3 separate regions of the Homo sapiens genome follow, and regions 1 and 2 are each linked to region 3. A link is a loop called in an ENCODE intact Hi-C map of the cell type or tissue named here. Cell type or tissue: MCF 10A. All regions are shown on one strand. Links, peaks and the distances in the headings refer to the core of each region. The heading gives the core; the rest is flanking DNA.

Region 1 (6,106 bases), core at 792-5,791, 180 kb after region 3:
GTCACATGCACTTTAGACCAACTCATAACACATTTATGAAATCAGCAAACTCCGAAGGCATCCCTGATGCCCTGACCTATCTTGCCACACCTGCCCCCCCAGGTGCTCAATGCCCTCACATTTTAATCCTCTTCTTTTTCTCCACATCAATCAATTCCCAAGAGAGAGAAAAATTAGCAATTTATTCTTCCAAGGTGATATGGTTTAGTTCTCATCTCAAATTGTAATCCCCACATGTCGAGGAAGGGACCTGGTGGGAGGTGATTGGATCATGGGGGCAGTTTTCCCCATGCTGTTCTCATGATAGTGAGGGAGTTCTCATAAGAGCTGATGGTTTTAAAAGTTTTTGGCAGTTTCCCCTTTGCACTCTCTCTTTCTCTCTTGCTGCCATATAAGATGTGCCTTGCTCCCCCTTTGCCTTCCACCATGACTGTAAGTTTCCTGAGGCCTCCCTAGCCATGCAGAACTGTGAGCCAATTAAACTTCCTTCCTTTATAAATTACCCAGTCTCAGGTAGTATCTTTATAACAGTGTGAGAATGGACTAATATACAAGGGCTTTCACCCTTAGCTTAATTTTTAATAGTAGGATGAAAATCCTTGTCCTCTGAAGAAGGGATTGCCAGCATCAGAGATTGACTGGGAGCTTCCTACTGTTCATGTAGACAGCCAATTTGGCCCTTTTAGCTTTTTTCTCGCCAAGGAAATACTCAGTGTCAAGCCAGAAATTTCCATCCCTAAAAATGCATTTCTTTTGCAGGCATCTTCAGCTGAGTAAAGATTTTTCTGAAGACATGTCTTCTCTCCTCCATCTTTTATTTATTTATTTGAGACCGAGTCTCACTCTATTGCCCGGGCTGGAGTTCAGTGTTGCGATATCGGCTCACTGCAAGCTCCAACTCCTGTGTTCACCCCATTCTCCTGCCTCAGCCTCCCGAGTAGCTGGGACTACAGGCTCCCACCACCATGTCTGGCTAATTTTTTCATTTTTAGTAGAGATAGGATTTCACCATGTTAACCAGGATGGTCTTGATCTCCTGACGTCGTGATCCACCTGCTTTGGCCTCCCAAAGTGCTGGGATTACAGTTCTCTCCTCCATCTTTATTGCTAGCAATACCTGCTATGTTTGTTTAACAGATTTTTGGCCTGCATGCTGGCCTCATCACCAACCATGGCAGGAGAAGCCAACAGCCAAAGCAAGCCCAGTCCCCTGCCACTTCCAAGCACTCATCCTTCTCCAAATGGCTCTCAACTCATCTCTTACCAGGTTGGATAGGTCATGAAGAATGTTGAGAAATGTAAAAACACTTAAAACTCAAAGGAAATAAGAACTATTGGTGACATTCAGGGCATCATAACAGGCAAGAAAGGAAGGTATTTGGGGATAGGAAAGTCTCCCAGGTGGCCTCCAAATCATACCATATAAGCAATGATACACTTTCCTTGCACATGCTCTACTAGGCAAGTATATTGTACTTTGAGATTTGTCTGGTTCCTACTGAAGGACAATTTGAGGGATTCACTTCTGTAAAAGTTCCAAGATGCATTGTTTCTGGCCATCACCCTAGGCTGCTGCTCCTCCAGCCATAGTGTTCTCTGTGCCCGTGAGCTCTTTAAGAGTCGGATCTAATTAAGTGTAGCTTTGCATGACCCCAACACCCACTATGGGACCTGGTCCCTATGGACAAGGATTCTGAAAAGCAGCTTGGGTTTTCGAACCCCACAGTCAACTCCACAGAGCTCAGCCAGCATTAACTTAGAAACTTGAACAGTTTACTTAATCTTCCTGAGCCTTACTCTTCCCCCTGTGGAAAATGGAAATAATGCCTCCCAGGGTTGTTGAGAAAAAAATTAGGTACATATGTAAAATGCACAGCACAGTGACTACTATATATTAGGCACTCAATAAATGCACTTATTATTAATATTATTTCTAATAATAATATAATACAAAGTCATACTGCTAGTGTACAGATTATAATCTAAAATCATAATCTATAGCTATCTGAGAACAAGAGTAATGACCCACGGAACTCTCTCTTTTTATGTTTAGCTATTAAACATCTCTCAGCCCTTTGAATATGAAGCAGTATGTTTTACTTTGCTGTTCAACATCCATAAATATCTACTGAGTGCTTTTTGTGTGCAGGAACACAACAAACTCAAAAAATGAAGTTTGTCCTAAAGGGAATTACCACCTTAATCATGAGTCAAGAAACAACAGGTACAGAAAAATGTGGGTCACAGTGCTGCTTCTCAGAGCCCATTTGGTCAGAGTGCTTCCAGGATTCAGAGAAGGTTTTGGTTTTAGGAGCAGGGGGCACACAAAAGTCCTCTTTGGGAAATTAACGTTAAAGGAAAGGTAGGATATGAACATATGGAGAAGAGTAGAGACGCATCCTACACCAAGAGCTTGCGAGCAAAGAGTGCTGTGGAAGGAGTGATGGGAATTTAGGTTGAGGATCCTTCCTGTATTTGTCTCCAGCTGCCTTTATGATGGGTACCAAGATAGTGCACAGGGGCCGGAATGCTTAGTGAGTTCTGCAGTTCTGTGAATCAGCACAGTAGTGAGCTGTGTAGGAAGTTCAGCCTGCAAGCCGATTTGCCAGTTTGTGCAGAACCTTCCCCTATCAACAAGTTGGGCCCTTCTTGGCTGGCTGAGAGAAAGAATGGTCTTGGAATTTTGCTTTCTGAAATAGATTTTCTCAATTCAAATTAACTACAATTGTGTTGTTAATCCCCTTGTTATGGGATGAGAATATACTGCATTGAGATTAGAGCCTGAGAGATATGTTGAAGAACCTTGGATTCAACTCAAAGTTCCAAACAATGTGGTCTTCCCAGTAGGCTCTGTGGGCTTCGGCTGGAACAATGGCACCACCCGGTGGCCACAACAGTCTCTATTTGGAAGAATTTCCTTTGGGGCACATTTCACGAACTCCTAAAGCCCCATGTGTGCTGGGGCTGGAGATACAATGCTGAATAAAGCAGGCTAACTCCCTCAGGGGCTTGCAGGCTGATGGGCCTCACCAGTCCAGGTCCTGTGGGCTCAGTCAGCTCTGGTCCCCAGGGATTGCCCAGTGGGGAGCAGAGACAGCCCTTTTTTAACCCAGAGCTGACCTTAAGGTAGATGTCTACAGAGTGGGATTCCATGGATTACAAAATGGCCTCTTGGATCCACCTAACCCCTAATGCCTTAAATCTCTTTCACAGTTGACAAAACCTGTTCCTGTGCTTATTCATTTATTTAGCATGTATTTATCATTTGCCTCTATGACCCAGATACTATGCTTAGGGCTGAAGACAAAAATTTGCCTAAGAATTAGCCCTTACTTTCCATGCATGGCCCAAAGCTAAAGACAAGTCCTTCCATTATCCCCTGCATAGACCATGGAGCCCCTCCAGACTAGCCGGGCCCTGTGGCATCTACCATCTCACGTCCCTCAACACAACAGGTCCCTCAGCCCCAGTCCCCACTGTTCCTTGCACACCCCTCAGTCAGTTCTGCCACCACACTTTTTCTTGGCTGCTCCTCTTAAAAGAAATGCCTTCTCTCTCTCCTCAAGGATGGCTGTTCTGGAGGCCCCAAGCAGGGAGGGCCAAGCCAATGCTGTCAGAGAAAAATGATCTCCAACAGCAGATACTGATGTGAGTGGCTGCAAACTGCAGCAGCAACTACAGGTAGGCAAGCAAGTCTGGACCTGGGGAAAAGAGAGACAGCAGCTCACAGGGCAGAGATGAAGGAAGCTTTTCATGAACAGAAGCTCTTGTTCCACCCAGGAGTTCTAAGAGAGGCTGAAAATAGCAAGAAGATTTAGATCTAGCAGCTCTTAGGCATGAGAAAATATGTTTTACCCTGAAACTCAAGAAAAAGTAGGAAATAGAGGTGAATTCTGGGGATGGTGAGCAGGAACAGGACTCTGTGGAGTAGAGTGAGTGGAAATGTCGCTGAATGTGGTGACCAAAAGATAAAGTGTGGGACTAATTCAAACGTAGACTGTCTGCATCATCAGAAGGAAACTTCTAAATCCTCAGGAAGGCTGCTACACTCACATTGACAAAACCTGAGGGTCAGAGAATTACCTAATAAAAGGAAGGTGTCTGCATGTCTGGGTCAATGCTATGCCATATGGAAAAAGCACCCACAGGCCCAAGAACCTGACCCATGACAGAACAGTGGGCACATAAGCCCCTGAGAAATTAACAATATCTGCTGGAGGTCTGTGAGCTTCCACGAGGCATAGAATGGGATTCTAAGCCAGCGTGAGGTCCTAGCAGCTGGAAATCCCAGCAGATACCTGGTCCATCCATGCACGTCTACATCCTTTCTCACAATAGGACTATTTTCTATCCATTGTCCCTGGGAACAGTGTGGTATTATGGAATAAACATAGGCCTTAGATATAAGAATATGCGAATGCCAATCCCAGTCCCTTCTTCCTCTCTGTGGGACCTTAGCAAATTGCCTTTCTCAGTCCCAATACCGCATCTAGAAGATGTATAGAAGCCATGTTTTTGAGGGTCAGCAACTTTATCAGTGAGGCTGGAGGCTCCTGGTCTGTGGCAAATATCCCCTAGTGAGGGTCCAGTCTGAGGGAGAGAAAGGAAACGGCTTGGGAGGAGTGGCGACATCTCCCCCTGCCCCTCTGCCAAGACAAATCAACTGCACAAGCCCTAAGAATGTGATGGCAAGCATCTGGGATTTACATGTGGTCACAGCTCCACATAGAATCAGAAATACATGTTCTCTGTCCTGTGTAACCCCTTGTCCACCAGTAGGTCTTTATGGGCTTCATTGTCAGAATGTGAATTCCAGCATGGTAGGCTTCACTAAGCTTGTTCTCTGTTGTAGAGTGGATCTGGGTCCTTGTTAGCAATGTAATGGGTGCAGCCTGGATTACATTCTTCCTACTGCTTTCCTAGGAAATGACCCTCCCTCATCCAATCTCAGGGTTGTAGCAGAAGCTCCATTGGATAATGTGACCCATGTGTGGCTATTAGAGACTGGTTCAAGGAAGGGCACTGCATTTAAGACTGAGAAGGGGGTCAGACTCTCTCTGAGTGGCTGGTTTGGTGCAGGCAAATTTGGGAGTGGTAGCAATGACCCTGTTCCACTGTGAGAACTGTGCAGCAAAGATGGTTGGACTACTGTAAGTCAGAGGGGCAGAGAAAACATGGATAAGTGAAAGAAAGTAAAGGCTCACTGGCTTGGGGTGGCACTCCACGCCACCTCTGGTCCTGCTGCCTGGCTTTTTCTCTGGGATTGGATTCAGAAACTCACTCTGAGATTTTTCCCACCAAGTCCTTCTTCACTTGAAGTAGACGGAATGGAGTTGCCAGAGCTGACATCCAGAAAAGGCCCAGCTAATGTGCAAACAAGGTTTCACTTGAAGGAGAGGAAGGACAAGGATGCTGAGTGCATGTGTTCTCAGATGAACAAATTGCCTCCAAGCTCAGCAAGTTGGGAAAACATACTCTAGCATTGTACACCTACAATCCGATGCCTCCCCTGGATGGTAATTTCACTCAGACACAGCAGTAACATTTTAGTATTTAATGGGATGCTTGTAGAGATTTCATTCCACGATGAGAACATTTCCTATTAAAGGAACAAAATGAAAAAAGAGTCATTCATTTCACATGAAAAACAGAGACTTTTTAAAATGGAAACACTGTCAATCAGGCTGAATCACAAGCTGTGATTAAAGCCTCCAGACTTTTTCCCATTTGTGCGAGCACATTTGAATTTTAGCCCAACACTGAGCCTGTATTATAAGAACGTCTAATGTATTCTGCTTTGAACATAATGCCAAACATGTCGTAAAAGTAAAACACTTATCACCTAAGTTCAAGCAAATTTTGGTCTTTTATTCAAGAAGCAGTCACAGCACCTCATTTACAACCTTAACTCAAAAGTAGATCTTCCTAATCAGAGAAATGAAGATAAAGCTGGAGTCTATTATCATCTGTGCTGCTGGTACATGAAGCATGGTTTATGGAAGAGAAGCCAGACATCTCTGGAAAAGTCAAGTTGTTCTCCCCCAGCCCACTACTGCTGTACCCAACAATGGGATTCTTTTTGCTGTTTCCATCCAAACAATGATTG
Region 2 (6,106 bases), core at 625-5,624, 310 kb after region 3:
TTAAGATGAAGCAAGAAATGCCCCAAACACAAAACACAAACACCGTGCCCTGCAAACCAAGGAAAGCCACCCTCCCCGCAATGATGACTGCCCATGTCTACAAAAGACTCTGGACTTTGGGGCTCCACAAAGGCCCTTGGATGGAATTTCCCAGGACCAGGTCACTAGCCCTCTCGGTAAACACTTGTTTGTGTATTTGTTCATTCTCTCAAAATTTTCTTCTGTGCTGGCACTAGGAATCTCTGGGCCTGGCACTAGGAACACTGAGATGGATAGTGATATTGTTTGAATATTTGTGCTTCTCCAAATCTCATGTTGAAATGTAATCCCCGGTATTGGAGGTGGGGTCTAGTGGAGGTGTTTGGGTCATGAGGGCATATCCCTCATGAATGGCTTGGCATCATTCCCTTGGTGATGAGTGAGTTCATGCAAGATCTGGTTGTTTAAAAGTGTATGGCACCTCCTGCTCTCTTGCTCCTACTCTGGCCATGTGAGACACCTGTTCCCCCTTTGCCTTCCACCATGATCACAAGCTTCCTGAGGCCTTCCCAGAAGCAGGTATCAGTGCCACGCTTTCTGTACAGCCTGCAGAACTGTCAGTCAATTAAAACTGCTTTTCTTTATAAATTACCAAGCCTCTTCAATGAAATTCAACATCCATTCCTGTTAAAAACTGTCAATAAATTAGGTATTGAACGAACATACCTCAAAATTATAATAGTCATCTATGACAAACCTACAGCCAACATCATAATAAATGGGCAAATGCTGGAAACACTCCCCTTGAAAACTAGCACAAGACAAGGATGCCCTCTCTCACCAGTCCTATTGAACACGGTATTGGAAGTTCTGGCTAGGGCAATCAGGCAAGAGAAAGAAATAAAGAACATTCAAATAGGAAGAGAGGAAGTCAAACTATCCCTGTTTGCAGATGACATGATCCTATATCTAGAAAACCCCATCATCTCACCCAAAAGCTTCTTAAGCGATAAGCAACTTCAGCAAAGTCTCAGGATACAAAATTAATGTGTAAAAATCGCTAGCATTCCTAAACACCAAAAGACATCAAGCAGAAAGCCAAATCATGAATGAACTCCCATTCACAATTGCCATAAAAAGAATGAAATACCTAGGAATACAGCTAACGATGGAGGTGAAAGAGCTATACAAGAATAACTACAAACCAGTGCTCATAGAAATCAGACATGATACAAACAAATGAAAAAACATATCATGCTCATGGATAGGAAGAATTAACATCATTACAATGGCCATACTGCCCAAAGCAATTTATAGATTCAGTGCTATTCCCATTAAACTACCATTGACATTATTCACAGAACTAGAGAAAACTATTTTAAAATTAATATAGAACCAAAAAAGAACCCAAATAGCCAAGGCAATCCTAAGCAAAAAGAACAAAGCTGGAAGTATCACGCTATCTGATTTCAAACTATACTACAAGGCTACAGTAACCAAAACAACCTGGTACTGGAACAAGAACTAGACCAGTGGAATAGAATAGAGAACCCAGAAATAAACCTGTATACCTACAGCCATCTGATCTTCAACCAACCCGATGAAAGCAAGCAATGGGAAAAGGATTCCCTGTTCAATAAATAGTGCTGGGATAAATGGCTAGCCATATGCAGAAAATTGAAACTGAACCCTTTGCTTATACCATATGCAAAAATTAACTCAAGATGGGTTAAAGACTTAAATGTAAAACCCAAAACTATAAAAACCCTGGAAGGCAACCTAGGCAATATCGTTCAGGACATAGGCACGGGCAAAGATCTTATGATAAAGACGCCAAAAGCAAACACAACGAAAGCAAAAGTTGACAAATGGGATCTAATTAAACTTAAGAGCTCCTGCACAGCAAAAGAAACTATCAACAGAGTAAACAGACAATCTACAGAATGGGAGAAAAATTTTGCAAACTATGCATCTGACAAACATCTAATATCCAGCATCTATAAGGAATTTAAACAAATTTACAAGAAAGAAAAACCACTAAAAAATGGGCAAAGGACATGAACAGACACGTTTCAAAAAAAGACATACATGAGGCCAACAAGCATATGAAAAAATACTTAACATCTCTGATCATTAGAGAAATGCAAATCAAAACCACAATGAGATACCATCTCACGCCAATCAGAATGGCTATTGTTAAAAAGTCAAAAAATAACAGATTCTTGCAAGGTTTTGGAGAAAAAGGAACACTTATACACTGTTCATGGGAGTGTAAATTAGTTCAAACATTGTGGAAGACAGGGTGGCGATTCTTCAAAGACCTAAAGACAGAAATATCATTCGACCCAACAATGCCATTACTGGGTATATACCCAAAGGAATATAAATCATTCTATTATAAAGACACATGCATGTGTATGTTCGTTGCAGGACTATTCACAATAACAAAGACATGTAATCAACCTAAATGCCCATCAATGAGAGACTGGATAAAGAAAATGTGGTACATACACACCATGGAATACTATGCAGCCGTAAAAGAGAATGAGATCATGTCCTTTGCAGGGACATGGATGGAGCTGGAGGCCATTATCCTAAGAAAACTAACACAGGAAGAGAAAACAAAATACCACATGTTCTCACTTATAAGTGGGAGCTAAATGATGAGAAAACTTGGACACGTAGAAGAGAACAACACACACTGGGACCTATCGGAAGGTGGAAGGTGGGAGGAGGGAGAAAATCAGGAAAAATAACTAATGGGTACTAGGCTGAATACATGGGTGATAAAATAATCTGTACAACAAACCCCCATGACACCCACTTACGTATGTAACATGTACCCCTGAACTTAAAAGAAAAGTTAAAAATAAATTAATTAATTAATTAATTACCAAGCCTCAGGCATTTCTTTATAGCAATGCAAAAATGGCCTAACACAGAAAGGACACAGTCCCTGCCCTCAAGGGGAATGTCTAGTAGGAAGGCAGTCAAGCAAAAAAGAGTAGGACCCCAGGACCACCAGTGCTCTAACAGGGACACACACAGAGAAAGGGCCCCACACAGCCTGGCAGGGGGGCAGTGGCAGGGTGGGCTCCTCATAGGTGACCTTTTAGCTGAGTCCCCAAGGATGAAAAAGAATAGCCAGATGGGGGAGTGGATAAGGGGTTGTCCAGGCAGAGGGGCCAGCAGGGACAAAGCAATGGGTGTGTGGGAGAGTGTGGAGAGGAGAGGGGAATTAAGTCACCTGAGAAGATTAGTGGCAGGAAGTGAGACAGGGCTAGGGTGTAGGGACTTTGTCCTGAGGACTTTAAGAAACCGGAATGAGCCCCCAGGGAGCAGAAGTGGAGGGCCTAGTAGCCCAGAAATCACAAAATGAAGCCAGACACCCAACCTGCGAAGGACACAGTGGCAAGTCCCATTCCGTCCTCTGGAAAGCGCCGAGATTGGTATCCTGAATTATTGGTTTTGTGTCGCCACCTGCTGGCAAATTTTAAATTTGGTTCAATCAAATATTCAAAGAGAGAAACTTAAAAAAAAAAAAAAACAGAATAATTGCAGGCAACTTCCTTGAAGTTACAAAAGACCAAGTTAGAGTAAAACTTATTATAAAAAGAATATTATTTGAATTTAATTCAATAACAGGAGAGGAAAGCCTCACCTGAGATTACTGGGTTCAAAACCAAGCTCTACTACTTACCTGGTAAAATCACTTCACTTATCTTACCTTGACGTCCATAAAGTGAGATAATATTTTCTCAACTCACAGTTGTTGAGGGGAATAAAAGACATCAAGTGTGTAAAGAGCCTGGCACGTGGTGGAAATCCAACAGGATTTGGGGTTAGGGTGGTGGAAAACCGGCTTTGCACATGACCTATGGCCACCTCCTGCAACTCCTCCACTTCCTGTACTGGAAAGCTTCACTTAATCCTTTAGGTCTGAGACCTCAGGGAATGACATAGCCCCACACATGAACCACAGGCCAGGACAACTCCCTGCTCCCTTTTCCACTTTCTTACAGACCCCAGGAACTGAGGTGTCCCTTTCTGTGTTTCATGACCTGAACACTTGACCTGGCTGCCGTATGGGCAAAGGTTTTTCCATCATGCCTCTTCCCAAACCTCCTGTGAAGCCTGCTGATACCTGACTAGTTGATAATCCTAGAAAAACAGACAGGGAGCAGCAGAAAAGACAGATGGGGGAATGAATAACTAAGCTGAAGAAATCTTTTGTGTGTGTGTGGGTTCATACTACAGGTATATGTGTGTATGTATGTATCTCATGGGTTACATGAGATATTTTGATATAGGCAAATAATACAGGCATTTATTTTTTGTGTTACAATCTAATTATATTCTTTTAGTTATTTTTACATGTCCAATAAATGATTGTTGACTGTAGTCACCCCGTCGTGCTATTAAATACTATATCTTACTCATTCTAGCTATATTTTTGCACTCATTAACCATCCCCATTACCCTTCCCACTAGCCTTCTCAACCTCTTGTAACCTACCTTTTACTCTCTATTTCCATGAGTTCAATTGCTTTAATTTTTAGCTTCCACAAATAAGTGAGAACATGCAAAGTTTGTCTTTCTTTGCCTGGTTTGTATCACTTAACATAATGACCTTAGTTCCATCCATGTTGTTGCTAATGACAGGATCTTATTCTTTTTTATGGCTGAATAGTACTCCATTGTGTGTATGTACCACTTTTTCTTTAGTCATTCATCTGTTGATAGACACTTAGGATGCCTCCAAATCTTGGCTATTGTGAATAGTGCTGCAACAAAATGAGAATGCAGATATCCCTTTGATACACTGATTTCCTTTCCTTTGGGTATATACCTAGCAGTGGGATTGCTGGATCATATGGTAGCTCTATTTTTAGTTTTCTGAGGAATCTCCAAACTGTTCTCCCTAGTGGCTGCACTAATTTACATTCCCACCATCAGTTTATAAGGGTTCCCTTTTCTCCACATCTTCACCAGCAAGTGTTATTGCCGGTCTTTTGGAAAAAGGCCATTTTAACTGGGGTAAGATGATATCTCATTGTAGTTTTGATTTGCATTTCTCTGATAATTAGCGATGTTGAGCAACTTTACATATACCTCTTTGCCATTTGAATGCCTTGTTTTGAGAAACGTCTATTCATATATTTTGTCTATTTTTAATTTGATTATTATATTTTTTCCTACAGTGTTGTTCGAGCTCCTTATATATTCTGGTTATCAATCCATTGTTAGATGAGTAGTTTGCAAATATTTTCTTCAGTTCTGTGGGTTGCCTCTTCATTTTGTTGATTGTTTGCTGTGCAGAAGCTTTTTAACTTGAAGAGATCTCATTTGTCCATTTGTTGCTTTGGTTGTCTATGATTGTGGATATTACACAAGCAATCTTTGCCCAGTCCAGTGCTAGAGAGTTTCTCTAATGTTTTCTTTCCATGGTGTCATAATTTCAGGTCTTATATTTAAGTCTTTAGTACATTTTGATTTGATTTTTGTATATGGTGAGAGATAGAAGTCTAGTTTCATTCTTATGTATATGGATATCTGGCTTTCCCAGCACCATTTATTGAAGACACCGTCCTTTCCCCCAGTGTACGTTCTTGGCAACTTTGTTGAAAATGAGTCGATTGTAGATGTATGTATTTGTTTCTGGGTTATCTATTCTGTTCCATTGGTCTATGTGTCTATCTTTATGCCAATACCATGCTGTTTTGGTTACTACAGCTCTGTAGTATAATTTGAAGTCAGGTAATACGATTCCTACAGTTTTGTTCTTTTTGCTCAAGCTAGCTTTGGCTATTCTGGGTCTTTTGTGATTCTATATAAATTTTAAGATTATTTTTTCTATTTCGGTGAAGAATGTTACTGGTAGTTTGATCAGGATTGTGATGAATCTGTAGATTGCTTTGGGTAGTGTGGATATTTTAACAATATTGATTCTCCAAATCCATAAACATGGAATATCTTTCCATTTTTTTGTGTCCTCTTTGATTTCTTCAATCAATATTTTACATTTTTCATTGTAGAGATCTTTCACTTCTTTGGTTAATTCCTAGGCATTTTACAGTATTTGTAGGTATTGTGAATGGGATTACTTTCTTAATTTCTTTTTCAGCTT
Region 3 (6,106 bases), core at 665-5,664:
CTTCTCACAACAAATTAAATACTATGACCCCATTTCAAAACTAAGGGGACTGGGGCTCAGGGATTTGTCCAAAATCAGTTCATGCTCTTTCTTCCATATCAGCAACTCAGATTAGAAGACATTCTTGAAAATCATTAAAACAAATTTCTTTCCTTTCCTCCCTCCCTTTACTCCTCATGTCATTTCTGAATAATGACTACTATTTTATTGGACAGTTACTGCCCTCCTCCCACCTCTCTGGCTGGTCGAGAGAATTGAGGCCCTTTTGTGATTAAGGAAATTCTCTATCTGCTCACAGGGACAAGCCCATGTTTCTTGCTTTACCTGTCTTCTTCTGAATCATGCATATTTATGAATATTTCTCCAGCATGTCTGGAGTCCTAAAATGGTTTAGTGGCTGCTGTATTGTATCCATACAAGATACTGTGGAATCACCACATTCCTGAGTAATACCCTGTTCTGATTTTCATAGCACAATCCCTGCCAATTTTTCATCTCCATCATGTGGAAGAGTGGGAAAGAGCAAGAACTTTAGAACTAGACACTCCTAGGTTCAAATCACTGCAGGAGGAAAAAGGTGGAAGGTGCCAGAGAGGTAGGCAGGGGCCATATCAGAGCCCACCTATTAACCATGTTTAGGTGTTTACGTTTTTTTCTGTCAACAATGGGAAGCCACTGAAGGCTCAGGCAAGGGATCATGATCTCAGCATATGTGGGGTTTAGGATGCTCACTCTGGAGACTGGGTAGCATGGGGAAGATGGGAGGAGTACAAAAGTCATGGCAAGGCAAGATTGACTTTCCAAAACAATGTTTCATGGATTAGATACACACACAGAGTTGCTCTCAATAGCTAATCACTTGTCATTGGGGCAAGCTCAAAAGACCATCTCATATTGGAAAGGCCAGTCTTGACGTACTGTTTGTGTTGCTTCCTTAGGGTTTTGTCAATCCAGTGATGCAAAAATCTGTCTTCCTGATGTCTTCTCTTTTTCTGATTCTAAATTTACTCTTTGCATCTGCGTAGATCTTCTCTGCTCTGAACTGTTCCAGGCAGGCACAGTTTCAGGGTACTAGGCCCCATAGAGCAAAAACACAAAGATGCTGGGCTCAAAAGTCATGCCTTTTAAAAATTATAAATTAAAGAACCATAGCAATTTCTAGAGTCATCATAGCCTATGAAAAGAGGAGGTGCTAAAATAAGTGGCACAAAAAACTGTGGGGACTGAGGAGGCTAATCTGATTTTTCAGGATACTGAAACTTTTTATAACCTTTTTATAACCAAGCTTGGTTATAAAGGCTTGGTTATAAGCCTTTTTATAACCAAGCCACTGCAAATGATCCTCTTCCATTCCTAGGGCATGGCTGGTAAGAACTAGAGCACCGTGTGAGAAGTTAATAAGACGCCCAATTTATGGAGCACCCACTGGGGGCTATTGTATGTTCATTATCCCTACTTCTCACAACAAATTAAATACTATGACCCCATTTCAAAACTAGGGGGACTGGGGCTCAGGGATTTGTCCAAAATCAGTTCATGCTCTTTCCTCCATATCAGCAACTCAGATTAGAAGACATTCTTGAAAATCATTAAAACAAATTTCTTTCCTTTCCTCCCTCCCTTTACTCCTCATGTCATTTCTGAATAATGACTACTATTTTATTGGACAGTTACTGCCCTCCTCCCACCTCTCTGGCTGGTCGAGAGAATTGAGGCCCTTTTGTGATTAAGGAAATTCTCTGCTCACAGGGACAAGCCCATGTTTCTTGCTTTACCTGTCTTCTTCTGAATCATGCATATTTATGAATATTTCTCCAGCATGTCTGGAGTCCTAAAATGGTTTAGTGGCTGCTGTATTGTATCCATACAAGATACTGTGGAATCACCACATTCCTGAGTAATACCCTGTTCTGATTTTCATAGCACAATCCCTGCCAATTTTTCATCTCCATCATGTGGAAGAGTGGGAAAGAGCAAGAACTTTAGAACTAGACACTCCTAGGTTCAAATCACTGCAGGAGGAAAAAGGTGGAAGGTGCCAGAGACGTAGGCAGGGGCCACATCAGAGGCCACCTATTAACCATGTTTAGGTGTTTAAGTTTTTTTCTGTCAACTGATTATTAGCTGGGTGACCTTGGGCAAGACACGTTAATCCTTTAAGCCCGAATCTCTTGTGTATAAAATAAATTGATATTATTTACCTTGTAGTGATGTTGTAAGAATTTAATTATACATCTAAATTATATATTACATATAAATATATATTATATATTTAAATATATATTATATATTTTAGTGTATACATAATATATATCCTAGCAAACCTAATAGACTCTCAACAAATTATAGCTCCCTTTTGTGACAGAAGAACTTCTAAAGTGGCAAATCTTCATCTGGCCCCACTCAGAGAAATGGTTCAGCTGAATCTGTAAGTCAGAAAAATCAGAGTCCAAATTTACTTAATATGGACCATGGGCAGGCAGGTGTCATAGGGAGCAGCAGGGTTCCTATCAAGTCATAGCCAGCCTTCTCTCAAGGAACAGGCCAGGGCTTTGAGCAGGGACTTCCCTGATGGTCCAGCCTGCTGTGGGGCTGCAGATGCCAGTCGAATCTCTAAGAGAAGTCTCTAATAAGAAGACCATTCTGCAAGGGCTATCTGTCTAGCACCTTCTTGGCTCAACGAAAGGCTATGGTCACAGCACAGATACCCAAGGGCGAGTGAGCAATGCCACCCTTTGCTGGGTCCCCTAGCATGTCACCATCTCCTGCCCTGGTAGAGATGCAAGTACAAACAGGTATCTTGTTTAATCAGAAACCCACCCACAGAGCTGGGAATACCGCAGTTTAAAAAAAAAAAAAAAAAAGAACACCCAAAACCTGCTCTGGAGGTTTTATTGACCCTGCAAGAACTATGCTGATGGCTAGGCCAGTGCCCACATTCATGCGCTGTGACAGACCTCCCAATGCTGTGGCACAGACCAGGGTATTAACTGGAGATCCAACACACTCTCCTGGTCTCTCTACAGGTGGCTGCAGAGAGATTGTGCCCTCTGCTGATTGCCATAGGATACTGTTTATCCATCCCTCTAGAAGAACCTCTTGATTTTCCTAGGCAGCCCTCATGTGAGGCTCAGAGACCAACCTCCACTGCAGACCTATCATCTACCTCATGCTTTCGATGTGCTAGACCCTGCAGTGATGCTGAGGAAAAGTCAGTAGCCCCTGCCCTTGAGGTGCTCACAATCTGCTGGAGGATGCAGACGGACAGATAGCAACAGCACAAGACTCTGCTATAGGAGGATGGTGCAGGGGATGAGGCTGGAGAAGAGGAGCAGAAAAACCTTTTAAAACATAGATGGTATTTGTAGAACAAGGACCTTGGGTCTTCTCAAATCTGAAACTGATGACTTGCGAATACCTCATAACTAATCGTGACTCACTAGCGTGAGGCAGCTCCAGGAATAAGCACTCTAAGCTGGTGAGGCCTTCCAGGCAAGAGAGATGCCAACTCAGACACTGACTGTGGCATCAACCATGCATATGCCTGGGGGCTCCAAGATCTAGCACCAGAGGGTGGTGCTCTTGGCCTGATGTCACGGCTCAGTGAGACACCGCTCCTCAGGACTTGGAAGGACAGAAGAGAATTGTGTCACAAGGGTACAAGAGCAGTGAAGGCTGGGGCACAAAGACTCAGTGCTGGCATAATTACAATAGTAAGAATGATCATCCAAGCTATCATATATTTAATATCTTGTAAGTGCTAGAAACTTTATATATATTATCTCATTTAAGACCCACACAGGTAGATATTAATTTCCCCATTATTTAAATGAGGAAATGAAGTCTAAGAGGGAAAAGGAAATACTCCAAAGTTGCATTTTGTACTAGAACTGGAATATTACAGTCCACAAAGCCCATGCTCTTTTAAAGATGCCTTATGACCTTGGGGAAGTGAGAATCAGGCCTGGGAAGTGCTAAATTTTCCCAAACAGGCTAAGCTGTTACAGTAACATATGATCCCCAAACCTCAAGCTTCACTGGCTTAACATGACAAGTTTAGTTTTCTCTTATACTCAGTTAGGGAGGTGGGGTGGGGTTTCTGCATAGAATGCTGCAAGCCACTGAAGTGGAGGAAAAAAAGAGGCTCGAGCATCTTTCAGGATCTTTCACTGCCTCAGCTCAGAATTGCCACACCTCCCTTCCTCTCCTGCCCATTGGCCAGAGGTAGTCATGTGACTCTGGCCACCTGTGGTACAAGGTGACTGAGAAGTGTAGCCTCCGCAATGCCCAGGAAGGAAAGGAGAACAGGGTTTGGTGAGTACTGATAATGACTCCCACAGCGCTTCACTAAAAAGACAAGTGAAAGAAAAAAGTCCTTTTGGGGAGTGACAGGAGATGATAGTGAGTAAAATGTAGGCTCGAGAGCCTTCACTCATTTGTCTAACAGGGGCTTTCAGAACACTAAGGCTAAGTTCTGGGATTCAGGGATAAGAGGCAGAGTCCCTGTGCTCAGGGGCTACTGGCCACTGTACTATAATAGTGGTGTTACCATTTTGTAAATGATATAGGAGAAAGGCACCAAAGCGCAGTGGGGACCAAAATGAGAGAAGCTGGGAGGCCTTATGAGTAGGTACCAATGAAGTACACATGTGATGGTCGAAGGTGACAAAGATTGAGCTATCAGTTGGCTAGGGGACACCATGCAAGGGATTTAGGTGGTTCAGTGTCAACAATAGTGCTCATGAGACATCCAACTCCTGTTTCAGTCCAGACACAGAACAGAACACCCTTATAAAGACATTCAAGTCAGATCAGGGAAAAGTTAATATACATTTTTCCTTAAACCTATGAAAAGATATACTCAGATCCTCATACTAAGAAAAATACAAACTTAAACTACACTAAGATGGGATTTGTCATTTATCAGATTGGCAAAAATCCTGACATCTGATGGCATACTGTATTGTTGAGGAATTGAGACAAGCTGCATTCATACCCTGGTGGAAGGAGTATGTGTTGATATAATCTCTAGCAATGGAGAAGTTGGCAACATTTATCCAAGTTAAAAGTGCATATACTCTTTGACCTAGCAATTTCACTTGTAGTGATGTATCCTACAGATGTGTTTGCACAAGATTATTCCTTCTGACACCGTCAGTAAAAGATGACAAATAACCCAAATGTCCATATTGGGAAACTGGTTTTAAAGATTACAGTTTATCTATACAATGGAATACACCTACTAAAAAAGAATAAGGAAGCTTGTCATGTACTGATACAGAAAGAGCTCCAAGATATGAGCCAAGTGAAAAATAAAGTGTGATACATTATGTATGAGGTACTTTTGATATAAGAAAGAAAAAAATGGAAATCTATATTCACTGATTATATATTTATAAGAATACTTGAGTATAACTGTCAGGATAAGCTAAGTTATGCTACAGTAACAAATTATTTAATATCTAAGTGGCTTATACAACCAAATTTTATTTATTGCTCATACTTCATGTCCATTATAGATTGGCTGCAGCTCTGATCCATACCTCCCTCACTGTGAGATGCAAGCCGATGGACTAGCCCCTAAAGGAATGTTGCCAGTTTCATGGCAGAGAGAAAGGGATGTGGCAAACCATGAACTGGTTATTAAATCTTCCATAGCGTATGAATCAAACAATATTTCTGCCCACATTTAGTTGACCAAGCAAGTAACATGACCTCTGCTGAGTGCACAGGGCAAAAACATATATCCTGCAGGGAAGGGTACCATAAGTCATACGATCAAGCCTATTAACAATAGGGCAAACATGTATAAGTGTCCCACGGGAGGGAAAGCAACTAATTTTGAACAATAATGCAATTTACCACTAAGAAACTAACATAATAATGAGTACTTGTGGGATGGGACTGTGGAAACTGGGTGGATGGGAGATAGAAATGAGATAGCTACTTTTCACCTAGCACATGTGTACATTTGAACCATGTGAATATATTATCTATTCAAAAGGGTAAATACTTTTAAGTTAGGTAGCTACTTAAAAAAAATCTATGTCTCCCTTTCCTGTGCCATGAGCATTCGATATATACTCTGAATTCACAGATATGTTTC

What was found. Peaks named below come from ENCODE experiments on the same cell type or tissue, not always from the same donor. Only the 100,000 strongest peaks of a DNase experiment are listed, where the experiment ranks them.
Region 1: a loop joins it to region 3, with 19 times the contacts of the local background. A loop is called at or near these places in 27 of 110 quality-filtered maps.
Region 2: it touches region 3 in a loop (12-fold over the local background); 13 of 110 quality-filtered maps call a loop at or near these places.

Annotation. Positions count from the first base shown.
Region 1 is chr3:140,734,393-140,740,498 of GRCh38, forward strand. No RefSeq gene overlaps it. Among named protein-coding and RNA genes, the nearest start is that of TRIM42, 59 kb to the left of the region's middle. In MCF 10A, for the core only: a CTCF peak has its summit at 2,877 (motif pointing left); no DNase peak of the experiment used is centred there.
Region 2 is chr3:140,860,451-140,866,556 of GRCh38, forward strand. No RefSeq gene overlaps it. Among named protein-coding and RNA genes, the nearest start is that of SLC25A36, 78 kb to the right of the region's middle. RefSeq lists an enhancer at 3,408-3,457. In MCF 10A, for the core only: a CTCF peak has its summit at 3,462 (motif pointing left); a DNase peak (open chromatin) is centred at 3,431.
Region 3 is chr3:140,549,556-140,555,661 of GRCh38, forward strand. The region is part of intron 10 of CLSTN2 (calsyntenin 2); the gene reads left to right. Among named protein-coding and RNA genes, the nearest start is that of CLSTN2-AS1, 44 kb to the left of the region's middle. In MCF 10A, for the core only: no CTCF peak of the experiment used is centred there; a DNase peak (open chromatin) is centred at 3,536.